Linked DNA regions of Homo sapiens: regions 1, 2, 3, 4 and 5 are each linked to region 6. A link is a loop called in an ENCODE intact Hi-C map of the cell type or tissue named here. Cell type or tissue: IMR-90. All regions are shown on one strand. Region 1 has its middle 7.5 kb from the start of BDKRB1-AS1. Region 2 has its middle 21 kb from the start of C14orf132. Region 3 holds the start of BDKRB2 (bradykinin receptor B2). Region 4 holds the start of C14orf132 (chromosome 14 open reading frame 132). Region 5 holds the start of BDKRB1 (bradykinin receptor B1). Region 6 overlaps LOC124903374 (a long non-coding RNA gene).

What was found. Hi-C counts contacts between places; a loop is a spot of excess contacts. Peaks named below come from ENCODE experiments on the same cell type or tissue, not always from the same donor. Only the 100,000 strongest peaks of a DNase experiment are listed, where the experiment ranks them.
Region 1: it touches region 6 in a loop (12-fold over the local background); 105 of 110 quality-filtered maps call a loop at or near these places.
Region 2: it touches region 6 in a loop (4-fold over the local background); 23 of 110 quality-filtered maps call a loop at or near these places.
Region 3: a loop joins it to region 6, with 5 times the contacts of the local background. A loop is called at or near these places in 17 of 110 quality-filtered maps.
Region 4: a loop joins it to region 6, with 4 times the contacts of the local background. A loop is called at or near these places in 15 of 110 quality-filtered maps.
Region 5: a loop joins it to region 6, with 7 times the contacts of the local background. A loop is called at or near these places in 6 of 110 quality-filtered maps.

What each region holds. Positions count from the first base shown.
Region 1 is chr14:96,274,099-96,278,098 of GRCh38, forward strand. No RefSeq gene overlaps it. Among named protein-coding and RNA genes, the nearest start is that of BDKRB1-AS1, 7.5 kb to the left of the region's middle. In IMR-90, a CTCF peak has its summit at 1,596 (motif pointing left); DNase peaks (open chromatin) are centred at 623 and 1,533; H3K27ac peaks cover 1,565 bases.
Region 2 is chr14:96,015,891-96,019,890 of GRCh38, forward strand. No RefSeq gene overlaps it. Among named protein-coding and RNA genes, the nearest start is that of C14orf132, 21 kb to the right of the region's middle. In IMR-90, no CTCF peak of the experiment used is centred here; no DNase peak of the experiment used is centred here; H3K27me3 peaks cover 384 bases.
Region 3 is chr14:96,202,336-96,206,335 of GRCh38, forward strand. It overlaps BDKRB2 (bradykinin receptor B2), which reads left to right and starts at 2,504. Exons shown (of 3, transcript NM_001379692.1): 1 at 2,504-2,624. RefSeq lists an enhancer at 1,965-2,840. In IMR-90, no CTCF peak of the experiment used is centred here; DNase peaks (open chromatin) are centred at 1,476 and 2,436; H3K4me3 peaks cover 2,212 bases; H3K27ac peaks cover 2,677 bases.
Region 4 is chr14:96,038,227-96,042,226 of GRCh38, forward strand. It overlaps C14orf132 (chromosome 14 open reading frame 132), which reads left to right and starts at 1,136. Exons shown (of 2, transcript NM_001252507.3): 1 at 1,136-1,301. The coding sequence starts at 1,275. RefSeq lists silencers at 986-1,175, 1,196-1,245. In IMR-90, a CTCF peak has its summit at 1,767; a DNase peak (open chromatin) is centred at 2,785; H3K4me3 peaks cover 1,969 bases; H3K27ac peaks cover 943 bases; H3K27me3 peaks cover 744 bases.
Region 5 is chr14:96,254,993-96,258,992 of GRCh38, forward strand. It overlaps BDKRB1 (bradykinin receptor B1), which reads left to right and starts at 1,218. Exons shown (of 3, transcript NM_000710.4): 1 at 1,218-1,308. In IMR-90, a CTCF peak has its summit at 1,602; DNase peaks (open chromatin) are centred at 729, 1,179 and 1,639; H3K4me3 peaks cover 3,033 bases; H3K27ac peaks cover 3,668 bases.
Region 6 is chr14:96,098,564-96,102,563 of GRCh38, forward strand. It overlaps LOC124903374 (a long non-coding RNA gene), which reads left to right. Exons shown (of 2, transcript XR_007064321.1): 2 at 78-470. Among named protein-coding and RNA genes, the nearest start is that of C14orf132, 61 kb to the left of the region's middle. In IMR-90, CTCF peaks have their summits at 371 (motif pointing left), 2,180 (motif pointing right) and 3,754; DNase peaks (open chromatin) are centred at 378 and 2,198; H3K27ac peaks cover 1,426 bases.

The DNA.
Region 1 (4,000 bases), 180 kb after region 6:
GAATGGCACGCAGGGGAGGGAGCGGGCAGGTGGGGGTCTACATGATTCTTCCTAGTTCTGCCTGCAGTGGTGCCAGCTCAACCATCTGGCAGAGCAGAACTAGGTTGTAACGTGGCCCGTTGTCTCGAGATACTGTCCAGGTGGGAGAGAGTTTTCTAGCGGGCATACTTGAGGTTGTAAATTGACTAATGTCTCTCGAGGCAGTCTCCTGGTGGGAGAGGGGCTGGGCTCTGGAGCTTCTAAGCAAGTACATGGTTAGATAAGCTTGCCCTGTAATGAGTGTCTGGTGAAGGGAAGGTTATAAATTGCATTTCTAAAGAGCTAAGTAGGAAGTGGGGAACAGGGGGGAAGGGGGAAAAAGAAGAAAATAATAATTTAAAAAATCCAGCTCACTCTCTTTCTCTTAGAAAAATAGGTCTTCAGCCCTTGAAGAATTGGACTTTATGAAATGAAGGAGGGAGGCCATGGTGCTGGGAAGGAAAGAGTGAGCAAAGGGAGGCTTGGAGGCAGGCGCTGATGGGATGGCAGGGTAGCAGGAGGATCACACAAACTGCAGCTGGAATGATGACATAGCCAACCATGCACAATCAGTCCTAACCATCTCTGGCATGCATTGCACGTACAAGTATTTGCTAACATCATTAGAGCAGAATCTCTCTGTAAGTGCAATACGTGGCGTCAGCTCCTAACAAGTCGCTATTATTGATTTTGGGGTCTTTCCCTGGTGTTTCACAACACCCCCAGCCAATGCCTTGTGGCTTCTTCCAGTGTGATTTTCCCTTCACTGTCCTACAGCCAACCTTGTGGCAGGGAAAATGTAAGCCTGGGGAGCGGTGAGAAAGGAAGAATGGGATTCATCCATCATGAACAAAATGCCAACGTTCTTAGAACGATCAGGATCCAGTGGGACCAGGGTGACCTTGAGGGAAGTAAATCAAGCATGGAGATGCCATGTCAAATCATGTCTTTATTTAAAATTTTGAGGTTTCGTTCATCATGGATGTTTTTGCATTACTTTTTATTTTTTAAAACTTTGCATTATTGTTTGATGACAGATGTGCTCCCACCTTAGACTTTGCGCCCAGCTGAGAGCCTCACTTGCCTCACCCTAATCCCACCCTGAGTGGGAGGGTGGGGGCTGCATTTCCAGCAGAGGGATCTGGCAGAGAAGCTTCTGCAGGCTTCTATTTCACACTCATCTGTAGACAATCCTCAGAGAAGGCCACAGAAGCTCTTTATCTGTATACAAAGCACATTTCTATTCTCTCATGCCCCAAACATGGGCTTTATCAGTCTGCCGTGAAAGTGCCACCAGGGGCAATTTTCATGTTGAGAGAGGGCCTGGTGTGCTGGCCCCCAGCCCCATGTTTACAGCGAGAAATTAACCATGGAATAAAATGATGTTTTTCTTTTTAATCCACGCAGTGTCCTTGACTAAGAGGAAGCTGTCACCGACAAGCCTCGTGAGAGAGTTAGGATAGTTAGGATGTTTCCAAGTCCTTCCCACCGCGCGTGGGGTCGGAATTTGCACGGGCTCGGGTGCCATGCTTGGTAGGGGGTGATTTCCAAACCAAAGTTCCACTGAGAAGAGGGCGGGCGCCCCCTGCTGGCATCAGGGGCAGACTGCTCTTTCCCCAGACATGATTCTGCACCCACTTTCTCTCAAAGCAAACCCTTACATGGGATTCACTACAGATCCGTTCCAAAGCGAAACAGAACACAGAAACAGGACAAGGCCTCTTGAAAGGGGTTGTTTAAAGATCTCTTCAAAAAAATTTAAAAATAAACCTGTTTTGTGGGCATGTCAATAGATACAACTTCCATGGGAAGGCAGTTGACAATAGCTACCCAAATTTCAAATGGTGTCCCATATTGACACAGTGTTACCCCTTATGGTGATTTATCCATCAGATATACTTATCAGAAATGGAGAAGCAGCAAAGTTAAGTGGCTCAAAGTGAACCTTTAGGGCGGAGATTTGGCTGAAATTCCAGTTCATTGGCACCAAAGCAAATGGAAATAAAGGCTGGGCCACGTTAAGATTGCTTTCCAAATAGAACGCGGTATGGACAATTAAGAAGAAATTAAAACGGAATCTGGTGTCAAGAAAATAGTTATGTCCTGAAAGAGTGGGAGTTGAGGGGGAGTAAAACTTTAAGCTGAAATGGAGGCGTGAGGGAAACTGTATTTGGCCTTTGAAGTGTTTATTATTAATGGAAGGAGGATTTCTGTCTACAGCATTAGAACATTGATACTGTATTGAAAATAGCATAGATGTTGGCATTTTTTTCACTTGTCTTTTACTAAATGCTAAACAGTTTATGGAGGGATTGCCTTGAAGTCTCCATCACTGAAAATAACTGGGCCACATCTGGGCTGACAAAATGTTCACGTTAAGAGTTCTGGAAGTCAAGTGAGTACTTTGCACTGAGCAGTTGTGTTTTCCCCTATACTTCAGTGGAATCCAAATTTGAAAGAATGGTTCGTCCTCTTCTGGTAGCCTTAGAAATTCTTACAGTAAGGATGCACTAGTGTTCATTTTTCTCAGTTATTCCAAATCTCAAAAAACTTGGCCTCCAACACCCTTTTTGAAACTGATTTTTAAATACGACCCTTGTTGTATCTCTAAGATTAAATTTCCTTGTAAGTAGGCAATCCTAAATATCAGGCTAAAAAGGAGCTGGCTCCCCCACCTACCCCGAGGCCACCCCGGATCTGCGTTTAATGCCAGGGAAGCAGAAGTCCAGACACCCAGAAACAAGACAAGACCAGGTGGTGTCTTCAAAACCAGGAATTCCAACTCTAACAGTGCTCTCAGTGGTATATGTTCCTTTCCTCAGCATTGTGAACTGACACTCAAATCTCTCGGGGAGCAAAGCAAATTGATTTACATTTGTAAGGAACAAATGGCTGGGATGATTAACTGTTTGGTCTCTTGCATATTAGAATTTGCCATCTTTTTTTTTTCTTTTATCTTTTCTATGGTGTGGAGAGTTTGATGTCTTCTCACTGGATTCTGAGCTCCCTGGGAGCAAGGACCATATCCTTCCTCTCCAGCGCAGGCATTTGCACACAGTAGGCATTCAAGAAATGGTAACAATATCTAAGTCTTATACTTACCGTGTGCCACAGAGACACTGTTCAAAGCACTTGAATCCTCCTACCAATTGTATTATTATTTTATACAGAAGGAAACTGAAGCACAGAGAGGTTAAGTAACTTCCCCAAAGCCACACAGATCAGAAGTAGTGGAGCTTGAGTTCGACCCCAAGTAGCCTAACTCTAACGTCTACACTCTTAGCCACTGTGTCATGGTTCCCAATCTTGTCTACACATTAGTCCCCTGGGGAGCTTTAAAAATACACCCCAGGGATTGGGATTTAGCTGGTCTTGGGCATGGCCTGTGCTTTGGCATTTTTGAGAGATCCCCTGGTTCTCATGTGCAGACAAGTTCTGAGACCCAGTGCATTACACTGCCCTGCCCCATTCACCAGCAGATGTTTGCTGAATGGGATTTGCTCTGTGTGGAACTGCTTTCAGGGATATAAACAAACAAGCCCAGGGGAAAATACTCCTAACTCTGGCAACAGCATATTATCTTCAAGTGCAGCAGAATGTAATTCCAATAGAGCATGTAAGCACATGGGTCTGCAGTCAGATATTCCTGCATTCAGAGTCTAAATGGGCTGGTTATGATCTGCAGGTACCAGTCAGGCCAGGTGCTCACCAACCTCACTTTCCTTCCTTCCTGGGTACACAGGTAGACTCCATTACCCATGTTTCCTGTTGGCTGTGACCATGTGACAGAATTCTGACCAATGTGGGCATAAGTGATGTTTGCTCCTGTCTCCCTGGCTATGTATGTCCTGGCCACAAAAGTGGTCCTCCTGTCTCTCCTGTGCAGAGATCCCAGCTGGGGATTCTGAGGTTCCAGGGGATGCAGAGCCACAAGATGGAAGGAGCCTGGGCTCCTCCATCACTGCTTGAAGGAGAGCTGTCA
Region 2 (4,000 bases), 83 kb before region 6:
GGGTACACTCTGGGGGTGGGTGATGGAACTCTTCTATTCATAGTTTTGGTGATGATTACACAACCGCCTACATTTGCCAAAACTCACAACATTGTACACTAAAAAGGATAAATTTTGCTTTCTGTGCATTATATCTTAATTTTAAGATGGGTTGTTTTTTCCTTAATGCCTTAGAATCCTTATATGTTAGTACAGGGAGTAATTTGAGTACTGCATAGTTTCACACTATAAATATATTCTAATCTGTTTATCTAGTCCTTAATTGATGGTCACTGAGGTTGATTCTTTTGTTCATTTTCTTTCCTTTTCTTGCTGTTATAGCATTGCTTCAGTAAATATTCCTGTACTTGCTTTCCTATGCCATGTGTTTTTATTTCACTAAGACACACGTAAAATGAAATTCCTAGGTCGAGTTTTGCAGAATACGGACAACTCCTGGAGATTTTTCTGCCAAGTGGCAGCCTGGAGCCTTCCTGTACAGTGCAGTATGGGGCTGAATGCTGAGTACTAGTGCTCAGGTTTTCGTTTTGTAAGTTAGTTGCTTTTTGGTCTCAGAGACTTGTCTCCAGCATTATTTCTCTGTTTGGTGGATTGAACTGGCTGATATATACCCCTTCCGTGGCTCATTTATCTTGATTGCCAACAACCCTCCCTTTCAGGAGGTAGCCGATAGATGTGATTCTGAAGCTACGCAGGATTTCTTTGGCAGAAATATTAATATTTTTAAAGCAATGCTGGACAACCTTAGTTACCATAATCAATGGCCTGCTTTACTTTGCATGGATGATTGCTGCAGTGTGTGTGCATGTGTGTGTGTGAGTGTGTGTGTGTGTCTGTGTCTAATTGAAAATCCCCAGGAAAGAGAAGCAGTGGTTTCCCACAGTAATGTAAATACTGTATTTTAAAAATATATTGTTACCTATGGACTCTTGAAACTAGGAGGGATCCACTAGACTCAAAGGGAAGGAACCACAGATAAGATATTCACTGTGGAATTCTCAATGGCTAGCAGTTCCCGGCATGGAGTAAGTATGCCTTAAGTGTTGAATAAACAATCCCTCCAGGCACTCAGTCTGGGCCAGGCTGCCTGTTCATTACAGCATTTATCCTCCCAGGCTTTGTAATTAGACACGACAGCTCCCACAGCTCTTTCTCCACCCCAGCATTCTCTTCCGAGCCCTAGAGCTGCATGTCTGTTGCCTACCAGACCTCTCCACCGGGATGGTCCATGTACACCTCAACTACCATGTGCTTAAAACTGGACATGCCTTTCCCACTCTGCTCCTCCTCCAGCATCCTCACCTTGGGAAAGAGTGGGCAAAACTGCCCACTTGCTTGGCCAAACCAGAAACCTGGGCATTTTCCTTCTATGTCACCTCCCATATCTAATCAATCCCCAGTCCTAGTGAGTAGGCTTCTTAATTTTCTCTCATAAATGTCTCAGGAAATTGCTGACTGCTATCCATCCCATGATCACAGCCACATCCAGACTGTGCCCGAGAATGACTATAAGCTTTTCCCAGCTGATCTCTTAACTGGTGCCTTCCTTAATGTCATTCTCCTATTAGCAGGAGTGTTATCTTTTGAAATAAGCCTGATTAACCCACAACACCATCCTTGGAATAAAGTCCTGACTCCATGTGGCTTCCCAGTCTGCCATGACCTGTCCCTTGTCTACCTCTCCAGTCTCACTCCACACCCCTGTCCTTCCTCTCCTTCACCTTCACCTAATAATCTTTCCAGTCTCAATTAGGTATTTCTTTCTCCCATAAACCTTTGCTACCCCCTAAGTTGGGTTATTTGCCTGCCCTCTGTGCCTCTGTAATGTCTGGCACATTCTAGCTCTTTTCACAACATATTTTGATCACCTATTTAGTCATTTGGTTCTTCCACATGGTGATCATGAGCTCTGTAAGGAAAGAGGGCATAAATGTGTTCTTAGTCATTTGGCCTCCAGAAGTGACTACAATTTCTCTCAGTGTAAGTAATAATAAGGTAGTAATTGAAAAAGGAGGACAAGGAAAAAGAGGGAGAAAAGGACAGTAGTGGAGAAGAGGGAAGAGAAGGAGGAGAGAGAGAGAAGGAGAATGGGGAGAAAAAGGTGCTCAAAATATTTGTTGAATGCAGGATGGATGGGTGGATGGATGAGTGGGCGGATGGATAAATGGATGGATAGATGGATGGATAGATGGATGGATGGATGGATGGATGGATGGATGGATGGATGGATAGGTGGGTGAGTGGATTGATGGATGGATGGATGGATAGGTGGGTGAGCGGATTGATGGATGGATGGATGGATGGATGGATGGATGGGCAGATGGATGGATGGATGGGTGGGCAGATGGATGGGTGGATGGGTAGATGGATAGATTAATGGATGCTTGGCAGATCTGGGATTTGAATCTCTGATTGGCCACTTAATCTTTGGAATGTGATGATCTTTGGTGCTACCCATGGATACAGAGCTTTCTCCTTCCTCTGGCTATCTGGTAGACCACACTTCCTGCCTCCATATGGTAGATGGGGCCATGTAGCTATTTATTGTCAAGAGTTGTGAGAAACGATCTATATCACTTTTGTCCCAGAGAAGTCTGAGGTCTTCTAATGTTTCTTTCTCTCTTACATGGCAACTGACAACACTCGAGATGGTGGTTGCTCCCATCAGCCTGGGTCTTGGAATTCTGCCCTCTCCTCCTTCTCTTTCTCCTCCTTTTCCTCCTTGAGTACAATAAGCAGAACTCCGCTTCCAATTTGCTGTGAATATACAACATGAATGAGAAATACCGTTTGATATTTTAAGCAATTGAGACTTTGCTGTTGCTTACAGCGTAACCCAACCTATCCTGATTGATACAGAGTCTGAAAGAAGTGATTAGCCTTTGTGAATCAAAATCTTTTCTGTAAATGAGAATAATAATAATACAACCATAGGATTGAATAAGGCAATTCTATATGGTACATAACCCAGCACCTTTGCTGCTCCACCCTCCAGGGCTTTCTCTCCAAGGGGTGCCGTCAGCCCAGGTTACCCTTGGGAAGCCAGTCTCTTGGTTCCGAATCCTCCAAAACTTCTCTGAGATATCAAAACTCTCCTTCCTCAGCTTCAATCAACCTATTGTTATGTACCCTCTGACCCCTCTTTCCCTAGCCTATCAATTTTATCTGCTTTTGTCCAGAAACTAGCTCTTACATCACCCTGCATTCTTCTAAATTTTGTTGTTTATGTGATACTTTTTGTGTATTGAGTCCTTCAGGTTTTGACCCTTAATGTTCAACGGCAAAATTTTGTAACTTCAACAAAACACTTGCTTTTACAATTGATTGAAACTTTGTCTTTCACAACTGTTGTGTTGGCTAAGAGTATAAAAATAATGTACACAGGAACACAATTGACAACTTCGTTTTCTCAAAGGTTGGCCATTCCCCTGAGGCTGTAAGCCTCTGTCACCTAGTACACTTTTAGTGTTAGAATGATTGTGGGTAAAAAGTAATTATCTAGAATCAAAAAATATATGTGTCAATACTTCAAAATGTTCTCCTCACATCCTATTTTGGAGCAGAAGAATAAATAATGTTAACTACACTGAGAACCTGAACGCTGAAGCTGCCATGGATATCTCAGAGGGCCGTTCAGCTGCCAACTCCATCTCTGAGTCTGGGCCAGTGGGACTAAAGTCTCAGAAGGACCTGGAAAATATCGGGTCTTTGCCTTCATTAGTCATATGGGCACCTCTACCATCTGTGGTCACTACATCTGCCACATCAAGAAGGAGGGCAGATGGGTGATCCACAACCACCAGAAAGTGGGTGCCTCTGAGAAGCCACCCAAGGACCTGGAATACATCTACTTCTACCAGAGAGTGGCCAGCTAAGAGCCTGCCCTTACCCCTATGTAGCCTGAGGGCAAGGGAAGACCACCTAGCATGAAGGAGAGGAACTGAGGGATGGACTTCAGCCCCCCTACTCTGTAGCCTTTTTCCTTTTGTCCCCAGCAGCA
Region 3 (4,000 bases), 100 kb after region 6:
AATAACTGGATCCCTCCTGTGGTCCTTGCTGAACGCAGTTGGGCTGACTCGAACCTGGAGGCTTTACAGGGCTGAGCCACCCCCTGCAGACCCCAGCCAAGGAGACTGAGTGGTGAGGAGTGTGATGAGGCTGCCGCTGCAGGGACTTTGCAGGGGCGTTGAGACAAACCTTCTCATAGCAAAAATGCAGTACAAAAGTGTGCCACTCCAGACATAAACTGGGTGCTACTGAGTCCTCAAGGAACACTTTGAAATCCTCCGCCTGGCTCTGCCCATAGGCAGGGGACTGGCCTCAGGGTAAACTCCTCCGAGGCACGGGGATGTCTGAGGCATGGGGATGACTGATTCATTCACTTCTGCTTGACAATGCACTGCCTGGCTATGTGGGTATCTGATAAATGAGTGTGTGGGTGGATGGATGGAGGGAGGGAGGGAGGGAGGCAGTGAGAGAGGGAGGGATGGACTGATGGATGGACAGACAGACGGATGGATGGATGGACGGATGGACGGACAGATGGATGGATGGATGGATGGTTGGATGGATAGACGGATGGACAGACAGACAGGCGAATAAGTAAATGAATGGTTGGATAGGTGGATAGGCAGGTGGGCGGATGTGTGGGTAGATACCAGTGTAGATGAATGGAAGAGTGTGTAATTGTTTTATAAGATTAAAATATTCTTTTGATGGCAGGACACAACACAGTGACACTCAGATAAATGAAAGGTAGAACTTTTGTTTCTTACAGCTCCAAATGAGAGGCTGTCAGGCTGGGCCACACAGGATGTGCAACTGGGGACAGGGTCCAAGCAAGCTGGAGCTATAGGCGGCAGCTATGTGTGGCACGTAGGGTGGTGTTAACGAGGTTTCCTTGGCTCCCTATGGATTGGCTAACTTAAATAAGTTTGTGAGTTCCAGATGATGGGAGCTGTCCATTATTGTTTGGTACCTGGCTCCAAGGCCATCAGGGCAGGTGGCTAGTGGCCCAGAGTGTGAGAACCTGGTAAGAGAAAGGGCCAGAATGTGAACTTAATCAGCTGCTCATGAACTGGCTGGCCTCCAGCCAGGACCTCAAAACTGGTTTAAAGTAGCCTTTTTAAAAAACTATATGACAGAGATGGATGGAGATGTGTGCAGATGGACAGATGTCTTTTAGAGATTTCTGTCAATGATATTTACAGAAGCATCAACATTGGATTCAGATCCTTGAGGATTTTCAACTCATAGATACAGAGCTCTACAATATCTAAGTTGGAAGAGACTTCAGAGGGTCTCTGGACGCTCATGCAGGTCTCAATATGTTGTGGATCTCAGAGCTCTTCAATATTTTAGTGAAAGCTATAGATGAGGCTCCATAGGGGATAAAGCACAGACACACCTTTTCAGAGGGCTTGTGGACTCTGGGCAGCCTGTCCATAGACCTCTGTCCCCAACTGGCAAGTCAGGAAACTCCAGATTAAGGAGCCCCAATGTGGTTGAACAGCCAGGTGCACAGATGAGTCAACCACACAGCCAGGCCAGGGAGGGCCTTCACTCAAGAGCCTACAGCCAGTTCACAGCCAAGCCAGGGCTAGCGCCCAGGCCACCCATAAACTGATCTGAGACTCTGTTTCCCTGTCTCCATGATGATGGGATCAGGCTTGATTGCTGGTTTGTAGGCTTGTTATGAATCAAGTCACAGGGAAGAGGAGCTGATGGGCTGGGGGGACGTCCTCTGGCCCTCCTGTCTCTTCCCCAGATCCACTGGGCCCACTCTTATCTGTTCTCTTCTGAAGGAAGGGTTTTAAGGCTTCAAAAAAAAATGTTTTGAAAGTCCCTGCCCTTTCCAGCTCCTACCGTCTCAGCCCTGGGAGTGTAAAGTGCTGCAGATAGTTAGTAAGTCTTTGAGCAAAACTGAGAAAGCCAGCCTGAGCCTTGACATGGGAGAAACCTCCGCCATACATCTCCGAAGAAACGGCCGCGTGTCTCAGGGGAGCGCAAACACCCGTACCCAGGAAACAGGACAGCTTCTGCCACTGTCGCCCTTGGGAGCCGTACGTGGCATACAAAGAAATCCCAGGACTCCGCCTGCCCACCTGGCCACCCTCTGTTTACACCTTCCGCGTAAACGCCCACTGTTTACATCCAAAACTCAGACACAAAATAACCACCTCAAGAAGATAAATAATGATAAGAAATAAATGTTACGCGAGGCAAATTTATTCACATGGGGCTTCCCAGGCCACTTTGTGGTCAGCCGGGAGGGACGTTTTTGCCGTCCCACGACTCCAACGGGCAGCCGGGCTACGCAAACATGGAAATCTTCCAAGAGCCTCCCTGGCCCCCAGGGCTCAGAGGGTGGCAGAGCGGAGAGCGAAGGTGGCCGCAGCCTTCCCGGCCCCACAGCCAGCCTGGCTCCAGCTGGGCAGGAGTGCAGAGCTCAGCTGGAGGCGGAGGGGGAAGTGCCCAGGAGGCTGATGACATCACTACCCAGCCCTTGAAAGATGAGCTGTTCCCGCCGCCACTCCAGCTCTGGCTTCTGGGCTCCGAGGAGGGGTGGGGACGGTGGGGACGGTGGGGACATCAGGCTGCCCCGCAGTACCAGGGAGCGACTGAAGTGCCCATGCCGCTTGCTCCGGAGAAGGTGGGTGCCGGGCAGGGGCTGCTCCAGCCGCCTCACCTCTGCTGGGAGGACAAACTGTCCCAGCACAGAGGGAGGGAGGGAGGGCAGGCAGCGGGGAGAAGTTTCCCTGTGGTCGTGGGGAGTTGGGAAAAGTTCCCTTCCTTCCGGAGGGGAGGTCTGACAGGCGATGGGGAGAAGGGTTCCCAGCAGGAGGAATCGCCCTGTTTGTCTGTTGTAGGTTTCTCTTCTCTGAATCAAGGTGACAGACAGGCTTGTGTGTGTCCAGTGTGTGAGGGATTTCGTGATTGGATTTTCACATACTTTGAGTGGACACCTTGGAGTAAGGCAGCGAGGTGTGTGTGGTGCAGCAGGGACGGGTGCTGGGTGGAGGCTCCAGAACCTGGCTTTTCACCCACAGCTGTGCCACTCCTTGGCCCTGTGTGACCCTGGACAAGCTATTCAACCTCTCTGAGCCTCAGTTTCTCTGTCTGCAAAGCAGCCAGCTCGCTGGCTCCCTGGGGGTGGCAGGGTTAAATCAGAAGCAGGCGGGGGTGGGGGGGTTTGTGAATGTTGGCTGATGCGCCTCCAGGAGGCAGGTGGTAGTGACTACCTCAGATGGGCTTAGAGACCCTCTTCCCACGGTCCTGGCTGACCAGGGCAGGGGGATAGGATGGTGCAGGGGTTCCAAGCACCGGCTTTGCATCCGGCCCAGGTTGCAGCTCCAGCCCTGCTCTCACCCTGTGGGTGACGTTTTTGGGCGAGTTATTTTGTCCTGTCTCCTGAGCTATAAAGAAGACCTGGAAGTTCCTCTTTATGCAAAGATAGAGGTAGGCTCTTGCCTGTGAAGCACCACGTATGTCATAGGCACTAAATAAATGGCAGCCGTGATTCGAGTTGCTGAGAGTAGGTCGTTTCCGCAGCCTGGGTGGAGGTGAACAGCAGGTGTTGCTGTTCCAGGCAGGTCAGAATGTGCCTCACTGAGTCACAGGCCGCCTGTGGCTCCCCAGCCTACAGGAAGTGGGAGCCCTGGCCTGGGTGTGGGGTGATGGGGGCCTCCCTGGCCAACCCCGCCCCTAATTCCATTTCTGAGTTGGAGAAGGGCTTAGGTGGTGGGGGAACAGGTAAGCAACCCCAGAGGACATTGCAAAGAGGCCCTGCCCGAGGTTCTCTGGAGAAAAAACTGTGCTGCGTCCTTCGGGCCCTGGCAGCAGCAAGAGACATTCCACAGTTGTGAGCCCCACAAGCTTGGAGGAAGCATTTGCTGTTTCCCCTGCTTGGGGTGAGAGCAGGGGACAGCCAAGAGAAGGCGTCTTTGGATGAAAAAGAGGAAGCATGCGTGCTGTCCCCACAGGCAGCACCCCAGGCCTCATCCCAGCTCTCCCTGCAACCCTGCACTC
Region 4 (4,000 bases), 60 kb before region 6:
GAAAAGAAAGGAAAGTTACAGGAAAGATAACACTGAAAGCCTTCTGTAGGTCAGTGAGGTTCTGGTCCCATTCCCATAGCCACAGTCCCTACTGGGCCCCCAGCTGCCGGGGGACCTTGAACAAACCCCTCCATCTCCCTGTGCCACAGCTTCCTTGCCTGTGACAAAGTCTGGGAGTCCCAGGCTGCCCCTCACAGAGGCTCGTGATGACCATGAGTGTAAAGTACCTGGAAGAGACATCACCCAAAGGGACCAGTCGTACTCACTGAGACTCCTTAGAGTACAGCTGGTTCCCTCCCAGTGAGCCCCCGGAGGGCAAAGCCTCCACGTGTCACCAAGTCTGTGGTGTCCACCACACACACACACACACACACACACACATACAGAGCAATGGGCCCCTGTGGGCGTCTCTTCTGTTCCCCTTACTTGAACTGTGGCACCTGCATGATTTTCGATACTGGTTTGAGCTGAGAGCCATGGAGTACCCGCTGTGCAACCTGAGCACCGTGCGGTCCTCGAAGACACCACTCACAGCCTCGTCTCTATTGGATGATTAGCCATGTTAGGGCTCTCATTTATTGAGGACACCGCGTGCTATATTCCCTATCTCATTTAATTATTCGGTTCTGTATTCTCTTTTCACAGATGAGGAAATCTAGGCTCAAAGACACTATCTTGCTCAAGCTGCACAACAAAGCAGGGCTAGGATTAAACCTCGTTCTGCCCAGATGCCGAGCCGGGAGTACACCGGACTCTGGGAGGAGCGTTGGCGTGGAAAGCCAGGTCACTCCGATCTTGGTCCTCAGGCTCGGGATAACGTGTCAGCCCCAAGAGAGCGCTGCCCACAGCCCCGGGTGGGTTGGGTTCAACTGCACGGGGCGGGGCGCCAACAGCTCAGGACTTGGGTTGCAGGCTGGTTCTTGCACCAACCAGCGGGGCGGCCTCGGGCCTCAGTTTCCCCATCCCGCCCACGAAGGGAGGCGATTGCGAGCGCTTGGGGTTTCTGACGGACCCCGCCCCGGGGGTGGGGCGGGGAGTGGTCACGTGGAGGGGCGCCCCGTCCGCCGAGCCCCGCCCCACCCCGCCCCGCCCGCCCCCGCGCTCGGGGCCCTCCGCCTAGTAGAGATCTGGAGCCAGAAGCCCAGAGACAGCCGAGTGCGCCGTGCGGTCTCCGGACGCTCGCTGCTCAGCCCGATCCCCGCCAACTGTGCAGGCGGCTGACCCGCAGCGGCAGCGGCAGCAGCGAGGACTCGAGCGCTGGCTGCAGCGACACCATGGATCTCTCCTTTATGGCCGCGCAGGTAACGGGGCGTCCCCCCCACGCGCCCCGGGCCGCCAAGTTTGGGGAGGTTCGGGGCCACGGTCTCGCCCTCCACGCTGGGGCTGGGCAGTGGCGCCCGCCCGCGATCCGCGTCCCGGTCCTTTGTCCCGAGCCGGACACCCCCACTTGGTGCACGCGTCGGGGGCGGCGATCGCGGCTCTCCCGGGGTGGGGCGGGCTGCGCGCCCCGCACCCCCGCGGCTCGAGCTGTTCCCGCCCGGGCCCCTCTCGTTGGCAGGAAGGCTGCGAGGAGCCTGGGCAGCCCGAGTCGCCCCCTTCTGCCCATCCCCCACTGCTGTCCCCCTTCTGGGGTCCCGGAGCCCTCCAAGGCCGGGCCAGCTCAGACCCGCGCGAACGTGGATGGGCACACAGTCTCGCCCTTCCCCACTCTGTTTTCCCGAGGCGCCAGTAATCTGTCTCTTGCCGGTGACCTCGGGCGCCCCCTTTGCCGCCGCCTGAGGAAGGCTCTGAGACCCGCTTTGTGACCGTGACCCGCCAAGCGTCGACGCGCCGCGGTCGTTTGTCCTGTTTTGCTTTGTGTAGAGTCTGATGGAGCCACCAGTGCCCAGCGCGGCCAGAACCCCCCCACCCCCCTCCCCGACACAAACAGGCTCCCAGTGGCCGGAAAAACAAATCTCTCACAGCTTGAATTTTCCTCCGGCAGAATGCCCTGGAGTTCTGAGCTTGGGTGATGATTCTATTTCTGTGCCTTAACTCTCTTGAGCCAGAACAAAGACAAATCCCGGATTTCTCCATCAGTCTGTGACCCTAGAGAAGACCCAGAGCTGGCTCCAGGGAAGGGCTGCGTTTGGCCTGGGAGAGTAAGTCCCAATCTACCAAAGCCACATCTTGCACCTTCTCTGGTTGTGTTGGTTGGTTATGGTGGGAGCAGAGAGGTCGGGAGGCCACCCAGGCTCCCTTCTGTCTCCAGGGTGTGTGGCAGGGACCCCATCTGCTGCTGTTTTCTTTTACAGGGAACGAAGTTTGAGGGGACACTTGCTTTTTCCCCAAGCTTCACCTGTAGTGGAAGCCTGTTTAAAAAGTGACAGCAAAATCCAGACTGTGTGTGGACAGCGAGTCTGCAAATGGAGGCTTAAAAGATGCGGAAGCCCCAAGTTAGTTCTGGGGGTCTAGATCCTGGCTCTCCGGCAGCCCCTTAAGTTTTCCATGATGCTAATTGCCCTTCTGAGTATCGCTGGCCCTTTTTTTTTTGCCTGATTTTACATCTCCTGTGCCTAAATCCATACTTATAAAAATTGTCATGTAAACATCATTTTAGATAATGATGGTTTTAGCTACATGAAAACTAAGGAGGCTTTCCAGGATTTATTTCTAGACTGGAGAAGAACTGTGTCTGCCTTCCCCTCTGGATCCCACTGAACCTCCGGAATTTCCATGGTTAACAAGATAAACTGATCCCTGCTAACCCTGGAGCTGGCTGGAGCATCAGTTGCTGCCATGGCAACTTGACGAAATAAATACAGGGCTTTTTAACGTCTTCAGGCAGAATCTGCCCAGAGACCAGGTTCCTATTTTTCCTTTTTTGTTTACAATTCACATTCCACTCGGTCAATGTATTCTCCTTGACACATTTTTGACACTGGTTACATGCGCAGTACTGTGCTAGCTGCAAGGAACAGAAACATGAAGTACCACACATATGAGAACAGACGCTAAGGTTTGTTGAGCACCTACTATGTGCCAGACGCTGGGTGCTTGGCATATTTTATCACAGCAAATCCTTACAAGTCCATGACGGAGGCCCCATTTTACAGGTCAGGACACTAAACGAGATTAAATAATTTGCCCAAGAGCATGCCATTTGCAAGGAGGAGAACTGGATTTCACATCTGGGCCTGAGTATCTGCAAAGGGTTTTCCACCTTATTGCTTCATCCTGAGAAAGATACGATGTAAGGTACAGGACAGATCTATTTCAGAATGATTTCTCTCTTCTCTTCCCTCTGGGAAGTGGGCTTACTATTGTGCCTTTCTAGTAGATTGCTTTCTGCTGTTGATTCATCCCATTATCCCCATAAGGATGGGAACTGTTACTTCCCTACCTGCAATACTTCGCAGTGCTTGGCTGGAGCAAGTGCTCAGACCCTGCTCCTGGTGTGTCCTGTGGCCACCAGGTGTGTGTGACAGTCACTGTCTCTCTGTGCAGTCTTTCCCTCAGCAGGGGGCAGTTTGCAGCGAAATGTTGGTGCATCCATCCACTTGCTCAGCAAATGTCTAGTACCTGCCTTGTGACAAGCTCCGTATCAGGCACTGGGACAGGGATCCTGTGGGACAAACTTGAATAGGACGTAGATTTTCTTTCTGCATGTTTATAAAAGCTTCAAGAAATGATGGGCCCGGCTAAGACACAGAGGGGAATGGCTAAAGGGCTGGGCTGGGTTGAAGAAGGTGCCCAGCACGTAGTAGGTCCTCAAGTATTTATTAGAGGATTGGATGAGGACAAGATGTATGTTCATGAAAAGACATTAACAGGAGAAGATGGTGAATTCAAAGTGTCAAATGCCAATGCCACTGAACAGCTGTCATCATCAGGACTTTGAGAATGGGGGCTGAAGATGGATTAGAACTGTAGGCATATATCTCCTGGTGGGCCTGGGAGTTAAGACTGTTCTAGGTGGAGAGATATCGAGATAGCGAAGTCCAGAAAATATTCACAGAGT
Region 5 (4,000 bases), 160 kb after region 6:
AGTATAGTCTAAACTCATACTGAAGGGAGAATAAGCCAGCCACGGGCTGGAGAGACCCCCGCCTACATTACTAAGTAACAGGAAAGGCTAAGATTTGGAGCCTTCCTCCGGTTCAGATCTATCCCGGGAGTAATGGAAGATGCTTGCCTGTTGACAATTTTTTTTTATTAAAAATCCCACCCAGGAGGTCTCTCCTGATAGGAGGGGACCATCCTATCCTCTAAGGCAAATTCCAGCTTCTTCCCTGAAATGTACATCCGCTACTGAGCCTCAGAATGCTATTTGTTCCACCTACTTCCACAGTTTTAAGGTCTTCAGCAACAGGAGAAGACAGCAGGAAAACTTGAAGTGCAGTTGGCTCCCGCTGAGATGTCACTAGCAGAAAAAGGGAACACAAGCAAAAGGCAAGATTCTAAAGACAGAGGTGACACCTTCTGCTCCAAACATTTGGAGGGTCACCTTTCCAGAAGTCAGACTCGAAGTCCTGAATTCTGGCATGAATGAGTTCTCCTACGTGTAGGGGGTGGCCTGGAAAGATCTTAATTTGTAAGTTGACAGGTAAGGGGCCTTCAGTTGGAGAATCTTGTCACCTGATTCTCAAAGCCAAAAATATCTTACTGTCTGAAACATGAGGTCTTGAGTAGTTCAACTTGACCCATGCAGACATAATTTGAGAGACGCCAAGGAGGATTAGGAAAAAATGTATCTGGTCTTACTCAACTCTGAACATTGCATGAGTCAAACGTTTTCCTAGCTCTCTGTTTGTGTGATGGGTCCACTCTGATGGATTCTTGGCGATGTATCTTTCATGACCAAAATTCAAAAGAGGCCATTCGAAGTGGCTCCCACAAAAGCTGCTGCAGAGCCCCAGACATTCAGAAGCCAATAGTGAAGGGGCCAAAAGCCATCCCTCAATGTTCACTGACACTTTGCGAGCCTTGGGGCAAGTTGGCGATGTCAAAACATGTTTTTAGGGCGTGTTTGCCAACATACAGGTCTTGGGCAGGATTGCAGACCTCTGCAGATGGTACCAAAGTAAAGGGGGAGATGGTAGCTGAATAATCTCTTATCATCCCTAAAGTGCAAAGTGAAATGAGAGTGGATTTTTCCTTCCAAATCCACTTGGAGTGAGTCCCGAAAGACTCACTTTTGCGGCAATCCCCACAATGACATCACTGGAGCGGAGGTTATATAATTTAAAGCAACCACATCTCCACAGCACTTCCCAGAAGAGAAAACTCCTCCAAAAGCAGCTCTCACTATCAGAAAACCCAACTACAGTTGTGAACGCCTTCATTTTCTGCCTGAGTAAGTAAATGACCACCTTTTTTTTTTCTTTTATGAGAGTACAATATGAGAGGAAATCTGTGTCTCTTAGAAAAACAAAAAACTTCCTTTTACACCTACCTATTGGCAAAATTTTCCACTTCTGTGAGGGTACTTTTTAAAAATAATTCTAAATCAATTTAAGAGACTTTTATTTCATGCCTAGTTTGGGTCTTAATTGCTTTTCCAGAACAGGAGGAGGAGGGAAAGGTTTTAGAACTCGTAGGAAGGTTCCAGTAGCTCCTTATATCAAAGTCAGGTGAAACATGTCAGGGCTGAATGCAGCCACCAGAGTTCGCATGGACTGACCAGTTACAGCCTGCAAATTCTGAATCATAAAAATTAAATTAGTCTCTCTGGGATGGCTTACAAGATTTCATAAGACCAATAACTGGTTGGGTTATTCGTGGCTTGAAAGTAGCATCTTACTATGTGACCGTGCTGATGGTCTTTAACATCTGTGGCTGAATTTCCAATGCCTTTAACATCACCATGCTGTTGAAATTGGAGTTAATTTGAAGAATTAACTAATTTGTTGAAGAAAGTCACACTGTCTCATAGCCTAGGTTAAAATGTGCAGAATTCAGAAAATACCACACAGGAATTACAGAATTGCCATCTCTTGTAGACTTGCCCAGTGCCCCTTCTGAGTTCTTCAAATAGGGTCACATATTACTAACAATATCCAGAGATATTGTTTATTGAGCACCTACTATGTTCCAGGCAAATATCAGAGCTAAAGCTGAAAACTGGCAAAGGAAGATTTCTCCTCTCTAGCCAACTTTATAAACACAGACAGCAGCAGGTGAGGACAATCCCTTTAAAAATAAGCCCCATGTGAGCAGACACATGCTGTGGCTGCAGTGGCCCCAGCCACCTCCCCGTCCTGGGGATGGGGGCGGTGTCCACTGACCTAATCAGGTTCGAGCTAAAGTCCCTGCGTAGCTGGTCGTCTCTGGCTTCCTGGGCAGGGTGCAGCCTCACCCCCGTGCTGGTTTCCTAAGGCTGCTATAATTAATTATCACAAAGTGAGTGGCTTAAAACGATGCAAGTTATTATCTTACAGTTCTGGAGATCAGGAGTTCAAACTCAGTCTCGCTGAGCTAAAGTCAAGATATTGGCTTGGCTTTGTTCTCCATCCCCATGATTCAATTATCTCCCACCAAGTCCCTCACACAACACGAGAGAATTATGGGAGCTACAACTCAAGATGAGATTTGGGTGGGGACACAGCCAAACCATATCAGTGCTCAACACCCTCCCATCTCTTCTCAAACTCTCAATGCCCCAGCCCCTCCACCACAGGTCAGGACCTCGCCTCCTTTCTCCCTGAGAAATCCCAACCAATCGCCGGGGAATTCTACAGATTCCCACCTGCCAGCCTCTGTCACCATAGACCTCAGCTTCCTGGCCATCATCAGAGATAGCTAGGAGAGGGATGGTCAGGCCATGTGTGTGCACACTGCCGGGGCACCCCAATAGTCAAAAATTATTTCCCCCAAAAATTAGTATTTACAGGTAGAAAGAGAGAGGAAAGAAGGAAGGAAGGAAAGAAGGAAGGGAAGGAAGGAAGGAAGGAAAGCAGGATGGGAGGGAGGGAAGAAGGGAGGGAGGAAGGGAGGGATGGAGGAAGGAAGGAAGGAAGGAGGGAAGGAGGGTAGGGAGGGAAGGAGAGAAGGAGGGAATGAAGGGAAGGAAGGAAGGAAGGGGAAAAAATCCAACAAAATGGTTATATTATATTGATGGTGTTATAAAGTAGTTCTAGATAAAAACTATTTTCAAAAAAGTCTTTAAATATATATGCATACACCTATGAATATTAAAGCAAAAGAAAACATGTTTATGTTAATCAACTGAACATTTAAAAATAAGATAAGCAAAATAATTGTTCTTGTTGTATATTCACATGCTACAGTTTCTTGTACCTGACTGATACCCTGTCACTGGCATTTTTCACAAGAATGTATTTTCTTCAGTGGGGTCTTGTTATTTTTAATTTTTCCATATAATTGCCTGAAATCTTTTTTCCACAAATTTTACAATTAACAAATTTAAATTAGTACCTTCAATTGACTCTTCTCTTGAACCATAATATATTGAGAAAATGTTCCCTGTGCAGGTTCTGAGTGATAAGCTCTCAGCAAATTCTGCCAGGCAGAGGCTGTTCTCAAGTCCAATTCTTTGCATATGGAATTGCATAAATATTTTAGCCCAGATATTTTCACAGGTGCTGTCTTTGTGCCTTAGTTTGGAATGTAGTGGTGCGATCTTGGCTCGCCACAACCTCCGCTTCCCAGGTTCAAGCAATTCTCCTGCCTCAGCCTCCTGTGTAGCTGGGATTACAGGCGCCTGCCACCATGCCCGGCTAATTTTTGTGTTTTCAGTAGAGACAAAGTTTCACCATGTTGGCCAGGTTGGTCTTGAACTCCTGACCTCATGTGATCCACCTGCCTCAGCCTCCCAAAGTGCTGGGATTACAGGCATGAGCCACACCGTGCCCAGCCCACACGTATTTTTTTTTAACCAGATTAAACCTTTCAAATAAGTTGTACCTACTTATAAGTTTTGAATGTTTTGTCAGATTCAGATACTGCAAAAAAAAAAAAAATCATTGGCTTTCTCAATTTCATCTCATTTCATACAGAACATGAATTTATCCAATTAAAAAGATTCT
Region 6 (4,000 bases):
AAAGCTGCAAGAAATAAATCTCTGTTGTTTCTCCAAGCTAAGACATCTCACATACATTTTCTAATTTGATCACACAGGAGCCCTGCAGTGCACTGCCCAGATGCCCTGGGAGGGCTGGTGCATTTTGGTGTGCCCCCCTCCCAGCAGCAGTGTGCCTTTGTCTCCAACTGCAACCCCTGCAGCCTGCCCTCTGGCTATGGGTCCAGCAGCTTTGCCCACACAGGAGCAGCCAGGAAGGCCAGGCAGTTTGCTCCCTTCCTCCTCCCACATGGTGGCACTGATGACAGGTGTCCCAGCTCCTTTGCCTCCAATGGGCTCTAACAACTTACACCCCGGAGCTCCCTGCAGGACCAAGCTGAGGCTGCCCCCAGCAGGACATTGCCTGAAACTGCTACCCTGGCTTTGCTTCCTGCAAACATCCCTGTTTCCCAGAAGCACTTCCTTAATAAATCACTTGCATTGAACCCTTATCTCAGGTCTGTTTCTGGGGAACACATTGAAAGAAATGGCCCTAACTCCCATGAGAGCTAGATATGTTCTTCTACATTTTACAGATCAGGAAGCTAATGCTCAGAGAGGTTAAGCAACCTGTCTAATATCACACAGCCAGTGAGTGACAGGGTAGGCTTCAAACTCAGTTCTTCTAGACCCCACAACCCAAGGCACTCCATCCTCCATTGATTAATTAGATGCCTGGGATTGCAATTAGCAATCAAGACTTCAGAAGCTGGACATTAACACCAGAGCCTTAGAGAGCTCTCTGCAGCCCAGAGTCATCGTAAACACTGGCCACAGCAGCCACAGCCCTGAGTCTCATCTGCCCTCTCTCCCGAGCCTTGTCCATCCTTTTTCTTGCTCTGTAAGCCAACCATGTGGATCCCAGGATGGAACCCTTCATGTCCATCCAGATAGCCCTGAAGAGGAGAAACACAGAGCCCCAGTTGCTGCAGGGTCTGAACCCAACTGTGACTGTTTCTACCCTGTGAAAAAGATACTTGTTGGGGGAAGGGGGGAGGGATAGCATTAGGAGATATACCTAATGTAAATGACGAGTTAACGGGTGCAGCACACCGGCATGGCACATGTGTACATATGTAACAAACCTGCACATTGGGCACATGTACCCTAGAACTTAAAGTGTAATTTTAAAAAAATAAAAAAAAGGAAAGAAATGAAACTGGTGAAAAAGGGAAATGTATAAACACATACTACAATGGCTGGCTCACTAACTGCAGTCGTCTGAGATACTGCAATGAACAAACTAAGTATTTTGAGACTTTCTGTCGAAAACTGTGATGGGTCACCATGATGGTGACCAAAGAGCCGAGATCCCGAGAAATTTCATTCTTCATACGTGCAGATGTACAAAAAGGACATCTCTCCATTTACTGAGGAAGTTTCAATGTTCGTACGTACGTGGGCAATACTTATACAAAATGTCAATATTGTGATAATGTGCTTTTGTAGAGTCAAATTTGCAAAAAAAGAAAAAAAAAAAGAAAAAGGTACTTGTTATGAAGCCACTGACGAAGGTTTTCTTATATCCATTCAAGGTTTCCCCACCTTGCAGTGTGCTTAGGGTTCCTTTTGTTTGGGGGAGGGGACAAGAACACTACTGGGCAAATGTGAACATGAAAACACCATGTGACGGATGACCAGTCAGTCACAGGCACGTGGCTGTGTGATGGCCCCATGTGACTCCTACTGGCTGGCTCCAAGTGCTGCTAGAAGCTGGATCAGAGGCGGAATCCTTGGTGGGCCGCTCAGAGCCGTGAGCACCCGGGCTCCCTTACACGCATAGGCCTGCAGCATCAGGGGGTCGTGTGAGCTGGGGCTGCCTTCAGAGGAGCTCGTGGCACGGCCGAGATGCCCTCCCTTCTCCCTTACCTACACTACCCTCCTCCCTACCTCCCTCCTCCCTACCTCCCTCCTCCCTCCCTATGCTCCCCTCCTCCCTACCTGGACTCTCCTCCTTCAAGGAGTATTGTTTGTCTGCACCTGTGCTGACGCTCAATTTTTGACTCCCTGGAGGAACATTCAAAATCCTGCCTTGCCCAAGAAACTCCAAAACATTTAATTTATTCCCAAAATTTGCCTCCGGGGCAATTACGAGTTACTGGGCCTAGAAAATCAGTCGGATGGAAAAATGCAGTGAGCCAGGACCAGCAGGGGTCAGTGTGGTATTAGGGATGGGAACAGACCCCGGCAGCCTCTGGGGTCAGTGGGTTGTCGCCCGCTGGTGGCTGCAAAGAAAAACAGAAGAAGCTCTGAGATTCCCCCCAGTACCTTTCAGGAACTCATGTTCCCATACGAGAAATAACCCACAAACCACGAGGTCCCAGAGAGGAAATTAACTGATAACTCCCTGGGATCACCCTGCCCCACCCCCAAAATAAATGCCAAGCAAACCTTCTAAGCCAGAAGCCAGACAGGTGAACAGGCCGAACCCGGTCCTCAGACCTCCTCTGATGGAACTGGGCATGGCTCTGATTTGTTTGAATAAAGCTTTGCATTGAAGTACAACATACAGAAAGAAAACTGTGTATACCGTTCAACAAATTTTGACGACGTCCTCATACTCCATAAATCCAGAAATGGGGCCAACAAGCGGAACATTCTCAGAAACGTCTTCAGCCTGCACCTTGTTGTGAAACTCACTTAAATTGGTTGCCAACAATAACAGTAACAGAAAATTTGGATTTCTGTTTTTTCTGGAGAAAATGGAAAGATTCACACAGCGGCTGCCTGCCCGTGCTTGGAACAGCAGTTCATGCCCGGCCCCCTAGCCCAGGGAAGAGGGGAGCCTGCCCTGTGCCCTCTGTTTTAAAGGCCCTCCCTGTCCTCCTCTTACATGGTCCTTCCCCACAAGGCAAGGACTCCAAAGGCCAGAAGACATGTCCACCTGGCTCTGTCCTCCCCCTTCTAGATCACACTTCTGTACTCAGGACCCCAGAATTCTGTCTGTGTTTGTATTTTTGAGAGCTGACTGCCATGGTTCAGGAGCAGCTGTCTGTGACATGAGGAAAGGGCATGTCCAAGATGTTCCAGCTGGCCGGGCGCGGTGGCTCACACCTGTAATCCCAGCACTTTGGGAGGCCGAGGTGGGTGGATCATCTGAGGTCGGGAATTTGAGACCAGCCTGGCCAACATGGAGAAACCCCGTCTCTACTAAAAATACAAATTAGCCAGCACATGGTGGTGGCACATGCCTGTAATCCCAGCTACTCAGGAAGCTGAGGCAGGAGAATCGCTTGAACCCGGGAGGTGGAGGTTGCAGTGAGCCAAGATTGCGCCATTGCACTCCAGCCTGGGCAACAAGAATGAAACTCCGTCTGTAAATAAATAAGTAAATAAGTGATGTTCAAGCTGTGGATGGGAAGACAAGGGGGGCAGACCTGGGGCCAGGCCCACTGTCCTGGGCTCCACACCCCAGCACAGCACCCTAAAAAGCCACTACTAGAGTTCACAAGAGAAACAGACCAATATAGTGTGTGTGTGTGTGTGTGTGTGTGTGTGTGTGTGTGTGTGTGTGTGTGTGTATGCGTGGGGTTGGGGGAGAGAGAGAGATTTATTTTAAGGAATAAGGAATTAGTTTGTGCAATTATGGGTCCTGGCAAGTAGGGCTGGCTGAAATTTGTAGGGCAGGCTGGTAGGCCAGATATTGCTGTCTTAGGTCCACATTCCACAGGGCAATTGCCTGGAATCTCAGGCAAAGTTTTTGTGCTTCAGTCTTGAGAATTCCTTCCTCCTGGGGGAAAGTCTATCCCCTGAGGCCTTCAACAGATTAGATGAGGCCCAGCCACATGATGGAAGGTCATCTACTTAACTCAAAGTCTAGTAACTTAAATGTCAATCACATCTAAAATATACTTGCACAGCACCAGCTAGGCTGGGTTTGACCAAATAACTGGGCCACCATAGCTTAGCCAAGTTGACATAAAAGTCACCATCACAGATTCCCAGAAGGCTATATTCAAACCCAGCCTTCCTTCTAGGGTGC